Linked DNA regions of Homo sapiens: region 1 is linked to region 2. Evidence: read pairs that join two places in POLR2A ChIA-PET (ENCODE). Cell type or tissue: B cell. All regions are shown on one strand. Links, peaks and the distances in the headings refer to the core of each region. The heading gives the core; the rest is flanking DNA.

Evidence for each region. Peaks named below come from ENCODE experiments on the same cell type or tissue, not always from the same donor. Only the 100,000 strongest peaks of a DNase experiment are listed, where the experiment ranks them.
Region 1: POLR2A ChIA-PET joins it to region 2 with 9 read pairs; 4 of 35 experiments call an interaction of 5 or more read pairs at or near these places.

Annotation. Positions count from the first base shown.
Region 1 is chr5:150,512,962-150,517,463 of GRCh38, reverse strand. The region is part of intron 1 of NDST1 (N-deacetylase and N-sulfotransferase 1); the gene reads right to left. Among named protein-coding and RNA genes, the nearest start is that of NDST1, 7.1 kb to the right of the region's middle. In B cell, for the core only: no CTCF peak of the experiment used is centred there; no DNase peak of the experiment used is centred there.
Region 2 is chr5:150,397,382-150,401,628 of GRCh38, reverse strand. It overlaps TCOF1 (treacle ribosome biogenesis factor 1), which reads right to left. Exons shown (of 27, transcript NM_001371623.1): 25 at 3,178-3,275; 26 at 2,559-2,607; 27 at 1,336-1,819. The coding sequence ends at 2,581. Among named protein-coding and RNA genes, the nearest start is that of CD74, 13 kb to the left of the region's middle. RefSeq lists enhancers at 1,341-1,420, 1,491-1,580, 2,141-2,210, 2,491-2,650, 3,281-3,380. In B cell, for the core only: CTCF peaks have their summits at 2,740 and 3,784 (motif pointing left); DNase peaks (open chromatin) are centred at 718, 1,708, 2,498 and 3,618; H3K27ac peaks cover 2,812 bases.

The DNA.
Region 1 (4,502 bases), core at 264-4,263, 120 kb before region 2:
TGTTGCAACAAATTTACCACTCTGGGTTGGGCACAGTGGCTCACACCTGCAGTCCCCTGACCCTGGGAGGTCGAGGCAGGAGGATCACTTAAGGCCAGGAGTTCAAGACCAGCCTGGGCAATATAGCAAGACCCCCATCTCTACAAAAAAAAAAAAAAATGAGCCAGGTGTCAGGGCATGTGCCTGTAGACCCAGCTACTCAGGAGGATCACTTGGGCCCCTGAGGTCAAGGCTACAGTGGCCATAATTGTGCCACTGCATTCCAGCCTGAGCGACAGAGCGAGACCCCATCTCAAAAAAAAGAAAAGTACCACTGTGGTGGGGGATGTTGATAATGGGGGAAGCTGTGTGTGTGTGCAGGGGAAGAAGGCATATGGGAAATATCTGTATCTTCCTTTCAATTTTGCTGTGAATGTAAAACTAAAAATCTAAACAATAAAGCCATACACACACACACACACACACACACACACACACACACACACACTAGAAAATGTCATAATGGTGTGGTGGCTCACGCCTGTCATCCCAGCACTTTGGGAGGCCGAGGTGGGCAGATCACTTAAGGTCAGGAGTTCAAGACCGGCCTGACCAACATGGTGAAACCCCATCTCCACTAAAAATACAAAAATTAGCTAGGCATGGTAGCAGGCACCTGTAATTCCAGCTACTCGGGAGGCTGAGGCAAGAGAATCACTTGAACCCAGGAGGCAGAGGCTGCAGTAAGGTGAGATCACATCACCGTACTCCAGCCTGGGCAATAGAGCGAGACTCTGTCTCAAAAAAATATATATCATAATAATTTCAAGGAGTTCAGAGCCTCCCTGCCACCCATCCACAGACCTAAAGTCCTAGATTGATGGACCCTACTGGTTACACGTGCAGACTGGAGCCAAGTGGCTTCGATTCAAAACTAAGCTCCACCATTTAGTAGCTATGTAATCTTGGGCAAGTTATTTAACTTCTCAGTGCCTCAGTTTCCTAGCATGTAAAATGGAAATTCTACCTACTTCCCAAGGTTGTGAACATTAAATGAGTTGATACATAAGATGCTCAGAACCACGCCTGGCACACAGCTGCTGTTATCACGCACCCCTGTTGCTTATTTAACATACTTATGACAATCCCTCACGATGTGGATCACAGCTTAGCTCACGAAGCACTTTCAAGCTCATCCCTCTCTTGAGAGTCTGACAGCCCCAGGACTCAGGCAGGGGAGGGCAGCTCATTTCACAGAGGGAGAGCAAGGGCTGAGGCAGGCAGGCACCACACACACTTATTACACAGAGGGCCAGGCAGCCAGGGCTGCCGTCCTCCTCTCACAGCATGTCTGAAAAGTAGCCCTATCTTTGGAGGCTGTGGCCCTTACTGGGAGCTGGCTGGCTGCCTGGATAGAAGCCAAGAAGCTGAAGATAAGGCCATGGCAAAACCCAGGGCAGAGGGAGAGCAAGGTAGCCCCTGTCCTCAGAGAAGGCCAAATACCCTGGGGTGGGGGTGGGTGGGGGGAAGCCAGTTGCTTTGTAGCAAAGTGCCAGCCACTCAGCCGGCTGGCAAAGGGGGCTTCCAGCACAGCCCCTCTGCAACCCACTCAGAGGCTGCCACCCTCCACCCAAGGCCCTCCTCACCCGCCTGCACTCCAGAACTCCCGTGGCTCAAGAGGTAAGTAACTGAGGGGCTTCTAGTCCCCCTGCAGCCACCAAGGCCTCAAGGACAGCTGGGGCTGAGGCCTCAATGACCCCCACCACCCTGGGCCTGCTGGGCCTTGCAGACATCACCAGCAGTTTCCCCTAAATTCCAGCCTCACCCAGCCAGTCACCAATCTCGGGGAAGCATTGAGGCTTTTGCTGATGAAATTCCCATTGCCTGGAATGCCTCCCCGGACCCCTTGGGACACTTACTCATCTTTCAAGATCCAGGTTCCAAAGTCATGACCCCTCTGAAGTCATCACCAACCACTGCCCCCTCTCCCACTCCTAAGTCTCATTCCTCAGGCTCCCGCCTCATCCCCACTCCACGGTGCAGAGGCTGAAAACCAGGACCCTGGAGCCCAAACAAAATGCAGACTGTGCTCTTTGGCTTGCACAGTATTTTTCTTTAATTTGGGATTCGTTAGCAACATTTTTAAATCAGGAGATTTTATATAAAAGTCAGAACTTCTAACTTGTCTCTAAAGAGGGCAAGTTCTGGTGACACTGGGCACACATCCTCACCTGCCACCATCAGCTGAGGCACTTAGAGTGCCAGCCTCAAATGGGCTGTGTATCCTGCAGTTAACACCATCAGCATCTCTATGTACAGTCTCACAGCCAACCTCTTTCCTTCATCTGGCTTCCTGCCCAGCCCCTGGGTGCACCTGAGCATGTGGTCTGTGCAGAGTAAACTGGGGGCATTCCTGCACATGGCTCTACCTCCTGTAGCCTGCAGATCTGTGGGGCAGGACCAGGGCTTACTGACCTCTGCACAGGCCCTCACCAGCACCCGGCACACACAGCCCTCAGCACAAAACAGTGTCCTTTCTTCCTCCTCCCCCAGTGCCCGGGTGCCACTCAAGGGCAGGAACCAAGTCTGATTCATCGTGGAAGCTCCCACTTTTCCCAGGGTCAGGTCCTTATTGAATACTCAGGATATGAATGAATGAGCAGCTGTTATTATTTCCAATTTACAGATAAGGAGACAAAGACTTCAAGGTGAAGTGACTTGCCACAGTCACATGGAAACCACCAAATCTTGACTCAAATGGGTTTCCTTCCTGACTTTGAGTTTGGTCTTTCATTCCTCCCTGAAACCCAAGGGTTCCTACAATAAAAATAACACCAACAACATTATAATTATCATCATTATGAATACTGCCATACTATGAGCCTGGCACTGTGCTAAGCACTTTTTTTTTTTTTTTTTTTTTTGAGACGGAGTCTCACTCTGTCACCCAGGCTGGAGTGCAATGGCACTATCTTGGCTCACTGCAACCTCCGCCTCCCAGGTTCAAGCAATTTTCCCACCTCAGCCTCCCGAGTAGCTGGGATTACAAGCACCCACCATCATTCCCGGCTAATTTTTGTAGATATGCGGTTTTGCCATGTTGGCCAGGCTGGTCTTGAACTCCTGACCTCCGATGATCCACCCACTTCGGCTTCCCAAAGTGCTAGGATTACAGGCGTGAGCCACCACGCCCAGCCAGCACTTTTTATACCTCATTTCATGTAATCCTTACAACTAATATTGTTATCCACATTTACAGTTGAGTAAAATAAGGCTCAGAGAGGTTGTCACTTGCCCAACATCACACAACTGTTCAGTGGCAGAGCTGAAATGTGAACCCAGAACCCATGGGTGGGAGATAACTCCAGAGCCTGCAGAGGAACCTTGGCTTGGGGTAGGCAGGGGCATGAGGGGAACCTCAGCCACAAAGGCCAGTGGCCCACAGCCCTCAGCCAGGCTCCCACTGCACTCCCCTAGCCCTAGTCCCAGCTTTCCCTGCCAAGGTGCTGAGGATAATGAATGAGATGCTCTGGTCGTCATGGAGACGCCATGGCAACGCTGCACTTTCGGGAAATACCACGGTAACCGTGGCCACTGCTCTGGAGTTGAAGTCACTCTATCTAACATCCCCACCTGAAAATGCTGCCCCGGACCCATAAGAGAAAAGGGGCAGAGGTACAAGGGCCTTCTTACAGGAGCAAGCTGTCCAGAGACTGGGACCAGGGAAGGGGGTCCGGCTTGGGCCTGTGATGAATGGGTGGGCTCCAGGAATGAGACCAAGAGCTCCATAAAAGCAGGTATGGAGACTGAGCAAGCCATGCCTTTCATGGTGAATTGTGCCCAGTAACCCAACTCACATGTACACCATGCCTACTGTGCGCCAGCAGGCCTCCTTAGAAGGGCTGTGCACACCCTTCTATTTCACTCTAGTGGTGACAGCTAGCATAACAGTTAAAGGCCGAGACTGGAGCTAGCCTGCCTGAGCTTGAATCTTTGAATCTTTTCTTTCTTTTTTTAAGAGTCTTGCTCTGTTGCCCAGGATCACTCCAGCCTTCCCCTCCTGGGTTCAAGCTTCGAGCGATTTTCGAGCCTCAGCCTCCTGAGTAGTGGGGATTACAGGCACCTGCCACCATGCCCAGCTAATTTTTGTATTTTTAGTAGAGACGGGGTTTCGCCATGTTGCCCAGGCTGGTCTCGAACTCCTGACCTCAAGTGATCCACCTGCCTCGGCCTCCCAAAGTGCTGGGATTATAGACGTGAGCCACTGTGCCCAGCATATTTTCATTTTTTGAGACAGTGTCTTTCTCTGTTGCCCAGGCTGGAGTGCAGGGGCACAATCACACTTACTGCAGCCTCAACTTCCCACGCTCAAGTGATCCTCCTACCTCAGTCTCCCAAGCAGCTAGGACCACAGGTGTGTGCCACCATGCCCAGCTAATTTTTTAATACAGACAAGGTATCCCTATGTTGCCTAGGCTGGTCTTGAACTCCTGGTCTCAAGCAATCCTCCTGCCTTGGCTTCC
Region 2 (4,247 bases), core at 248-4,247:
CCTGGCTCTTCTGTTGAGATCCAGTTCATTTATCCTAAAGAGGTAACTAAAGACGCTAAATCCAGTCACTGAGGTGGGAGAACGCAGCCCAAGTAACCCACAGAGATGCCTGCGGGGCCAGGCAGGCCTGGGGGGGGGCTTGTAGTCTTTGGACACAGACATACTTGATTACATGTTTAACACACACGAACACTCTACTTCCAAAAAGAAATAGGCTCTTGCCTAGTTTAAGCACAAGCTCTTCTTGGTACAGCTTTCATTTTCCTATGTCCCCAATTTCATTTCTATACTAAGAACAGTGTGAATGTGATGACAGATGGCAACCGACATAGGGCCTCCGTGTCAGGATGGACAGGAAGTAGGGGACTGTGGAGAACTGGGTGCCCATGCCTTACCTAAGGGGCTGACTGCTACTCAGCTCTATCTGGTTGCTGCCAGGAGGAAGCACAGCCCCCGTTGCCAGATGTTATCTTTTTAAGAGGAGCCAGAAATCAAGAACTGCAGTGAAATCACCCCATTTTTAAGTTTAAAGTCTTGCTGTGGGTCAACAAGGCCCAATGAGGACACTACTCTGTAGTTCTGTTCTAGAGCAACATGCTTGAGAGGAGAGAGGCCAGATGGTGGAGGGTCTGGCCCCGGGCCCCGAGTCAAGGGTGCAGCTGGATGCCAACCTGGGTCTCCGACACCTCCAGCCATGCATTCCTTTTCTGCACTGCCTCTGGCTGTTTCCAGCATGAGGCTAAAAGCTCTGGAGACCATCTCCAGGACCCCTGGTGTTCCACATGGCTCTGGGCCCAGGGAAGTGGGCTTCTGCATTTCCAGGCTGGAGCAGCAGACCACCTCCTTTGCTATCCCTCCCCTCCCTCAGTCCACACCCAAGACATCATCCTGTCTTTCATGTTCATCCACTTCTTGCCCTCACCACCACAGAACCATGGTGAGCTCGATTTGAGGGGCAACTCACTTCCGATTTTCCTAGACCTGCTGTGCCTGCCACAGCTGTTCACCAGGCACCTCCAGGGAGCCTGCCCCTAGCTCGAGGCCTAACTCGAGGATTCTCAGCCCCTTCCATTTCTTGTCTTTGGGTATTTACATGACTTACTCTGGCAACAGGAAATCAACCATGACCATCCTTTAGTTCCATCCTTTAGTTTAGATGCCACCTCATCCAGGAAGCCTTCCCCACCAATTCGGCACTCAGGCACTTCACTGCTCACTGCCTGTCCCACTAACCACGGTCACCCATAGCCTCAACATGCAGGCAAGAGGGAATCCCGAGTGTCGGCGAGACAGTCCCTTCCAAGAAACATGTGCCCCAGATGCACTGGGAGCTTGCACCCTTCCTCCAAGTCTTTTATTTTTTTTTTGAGTTATTAAAAAAAAAACAAAAAACACAACCAAAAGAACTGACGAGAGGAAGACAAAGCCTCGGGATCAGCCAGAGACCGAGCGGCACGGGATGAGGCACAGGTCAGGCCTAGCTGGATCTGTGGAGCAAGGTGGTGGGAAGTCCCGAGGCCTTTGGGCATGTGGGGTCTGTGGAAGGAGAGGAGGTCACTTAAAAAAATACATATACTGTACACATCTATATGAAGCGTCCTGTGTTGGGGGAGTGGGGTGAGGTCATGGGAGCTGGTCCACTTTCTCCTTGGACCAGCCTCCCCGCAGGCTCACTGGCTTGGCCAGCACAGGGACCCCTGAAGCTGGCTGTCTTCTTCTGTGGAGCGAGGGAAGGTAACAGTTTAGTTCCAACCCATGGTGGGCAGAGGTCGGTGGAGGTCAGAGGCATGGGGATGGCCACTGCTCGGCTAGGAAATCCCTAGGGGAAGGAAACACATGCAGATGTCAAATTTCCTGACCCTTTTCCCCTGCAAGGAAAATGAAATCTGGCATCTCCAATGCAGGGGGGAGGCATTAACCACAGTGGACATTTTTTAGCACTTGGAATGTTCTGAGAACTGGGCTGAGTCCTTTAGTGTTTAGTTTAGCTTCACATAAGCCTCACCACTGGCCCAGGAGGCGGGCTCTGCATCACCCCCATTTACAGGAGGCTGGGTGACCACAGGGCCAGCAGAGCCAGGTGGAGCAGCTAACTGTCACCACCACTTGGCAGGGCCTGTCCTCCATAGGGAAGCATAGATCCATGGTGATAGCTCATCTTGAGTAAACCATCTTCCTTCCCAAAAGGAAATGCCCCCAAGTTACAGGATCATGAGGAAAATGAACCGCTCACAAGTGAAGGAGGAACCAAGCTGTATCCGACCTCACCTACAAACAGGCTCCATCCCAGGGCACACCCCCTAAAGCATGCACAACCCCTGCACCCAGGTGCACTCGGTGTCACCACTGCCATTACTGTTCTGGATCCTTCTGATGCTGCAGTGCCAGCTCCTGATGTCACCCCAGTGGCCCCATGGACCCTTGGCAACAGAACCTCTTTCCCCAGCCTCCTTTCCCCTTAGAGCCCACCTATCAGGTCTGCCTGGCTCTCTGGGACCACAGGGGACACCAGAGCTGTCCTCCCACCCTGAATGCTCAGGAATGATTGGGAAGCGTACCTGTGCCTGGTGCTGGTGCTCGTCATACAGTCTGCTCTGCTGTCTTCTTCTGTGAGGAGGGAAGTACGAGAGGCTCTCAGACCTGCAGCTTTTCCCCACCCACTGCTGCCCCCACCTCCTGAGGACTAGTGAATTCCCCTAGAATAGATACTGGGTCTGCAGCGACCTCCAAGGGCAGAGGCAAACAGATGTTCAGCTCTCCTAAATACAGCTGAGGCCCTGCTGGCCAAGGTGAGAACTTCATCTGTGTCTGAGGTGCTAAGGCCCCGCGCCGTGAGGACAGCTGTTGTTCAGGGCTAGCCTGCCAGCTGGGGCACACGCAGCCCAGGCAACGTTTCCTTTCACCTGGAAACCTGCCACAGTCTACCTGGTTTCCCTGTGCTGGGGGGAGTCTCTCCTTCCTTCCCCAACACCCTTCTACCTCCGGCAGGCCACTTCTACGGCTTCCATGTGCTCAGGGAACATGCCCTGCCAGCCTCTTCCCTGGTGTGTCACAACCCCTGACGCCCCCGACTGGGCCCCGAAAATGGGAAGGGGGCAGGAACCAGGTCTGGGTGTGTAGGAGGGGGCTTGGGTTTGGGTCTGTTTTCTGGCCTGAGACACCCCAGGAACTCTCTACCTTTTTCTTCTTTTTCTTCTGGGACGGTGACTCAGAATCTTTGGTTGAGGCCTTTTTTGCTTTCTTCTTCTTTTCTTTTTTTTCTTTGTCTTTTTTTCCTAAGGGAAGTAAAGTAAAGTTCCTGAACAACAGATGGTAATCCTAAGTGCTGGGGTCAATGTTGGGAGGTGCACAGGGCAGGGCTCCCAGCTTTCCCCACACCACCAGAAGCCATCACAACAGGCCAGCAGGGCGGGGCGTGGAGGTTCATTCCTGCAATCCCAGCACTTTGGGAGGCTGAGGCGGGTGGATTGCTTAAGCCCAGGAGTTCAAGACCAGCTTGGGCAACATAGTGAGACCTGTCTCTACAAAAAATACAAAAATTAGCTGGGGATGGTGGTGCACGCCTGTGGTCCCAGCTATTTGGGGGGCTGAAGCAAGAGGATCGCTTGAGCTTGGGAGGCTGAGCCTGCAGTGAGCTGCGTTCCTGACACTGAACTCCAGCCTGGGTGACAGAGCAAGACCCTGTCTCAAAAAATAAAAATAAAACAGGCTGGCAGCTGTGGTGATCACCCAGCAGGGCCAGTTCACCTGCCCCCTGGAGGCCAGCTCATGATTTCTGTCCCATCCATGGACCACCTGGATGACTACCATTTTTCTTTAGCTCAACTCACTTTTTAAAACTCCCGCAAATTTATTTTAAATGGACACTATCTATCCCTACTGTAAATGGAAATCTAGCACAGTTCTGAGCACCAAGGGGCTGCAAGTCCTGCTCTGAGGGTGCCCGACTTTTGTTCCAGAACGAGCTGGCTCTTCGGGCGTCACTGGCAACCCACCGTCCAGGGCGATGCTCGAGAGTGCTGCCTAGGTTTGACTCTGGCTCCACCTAGCAAAACTCTGTGGCCCTGAACAGCATCTCTACTTCTCCGAGCCCGAGCCGCAGTTTTCTACCTGCTGAGTCTCATTTCTACCTAAATGAGGTCCTGCTGCATGCGGAGTCTAGAACAGCACTCAGTAAAGGGCCAGTGTTACTATGGAGGGAAAACTGAGGTCTAGAGACAAGATGGGGTTTGGGATGAGGATTCTGA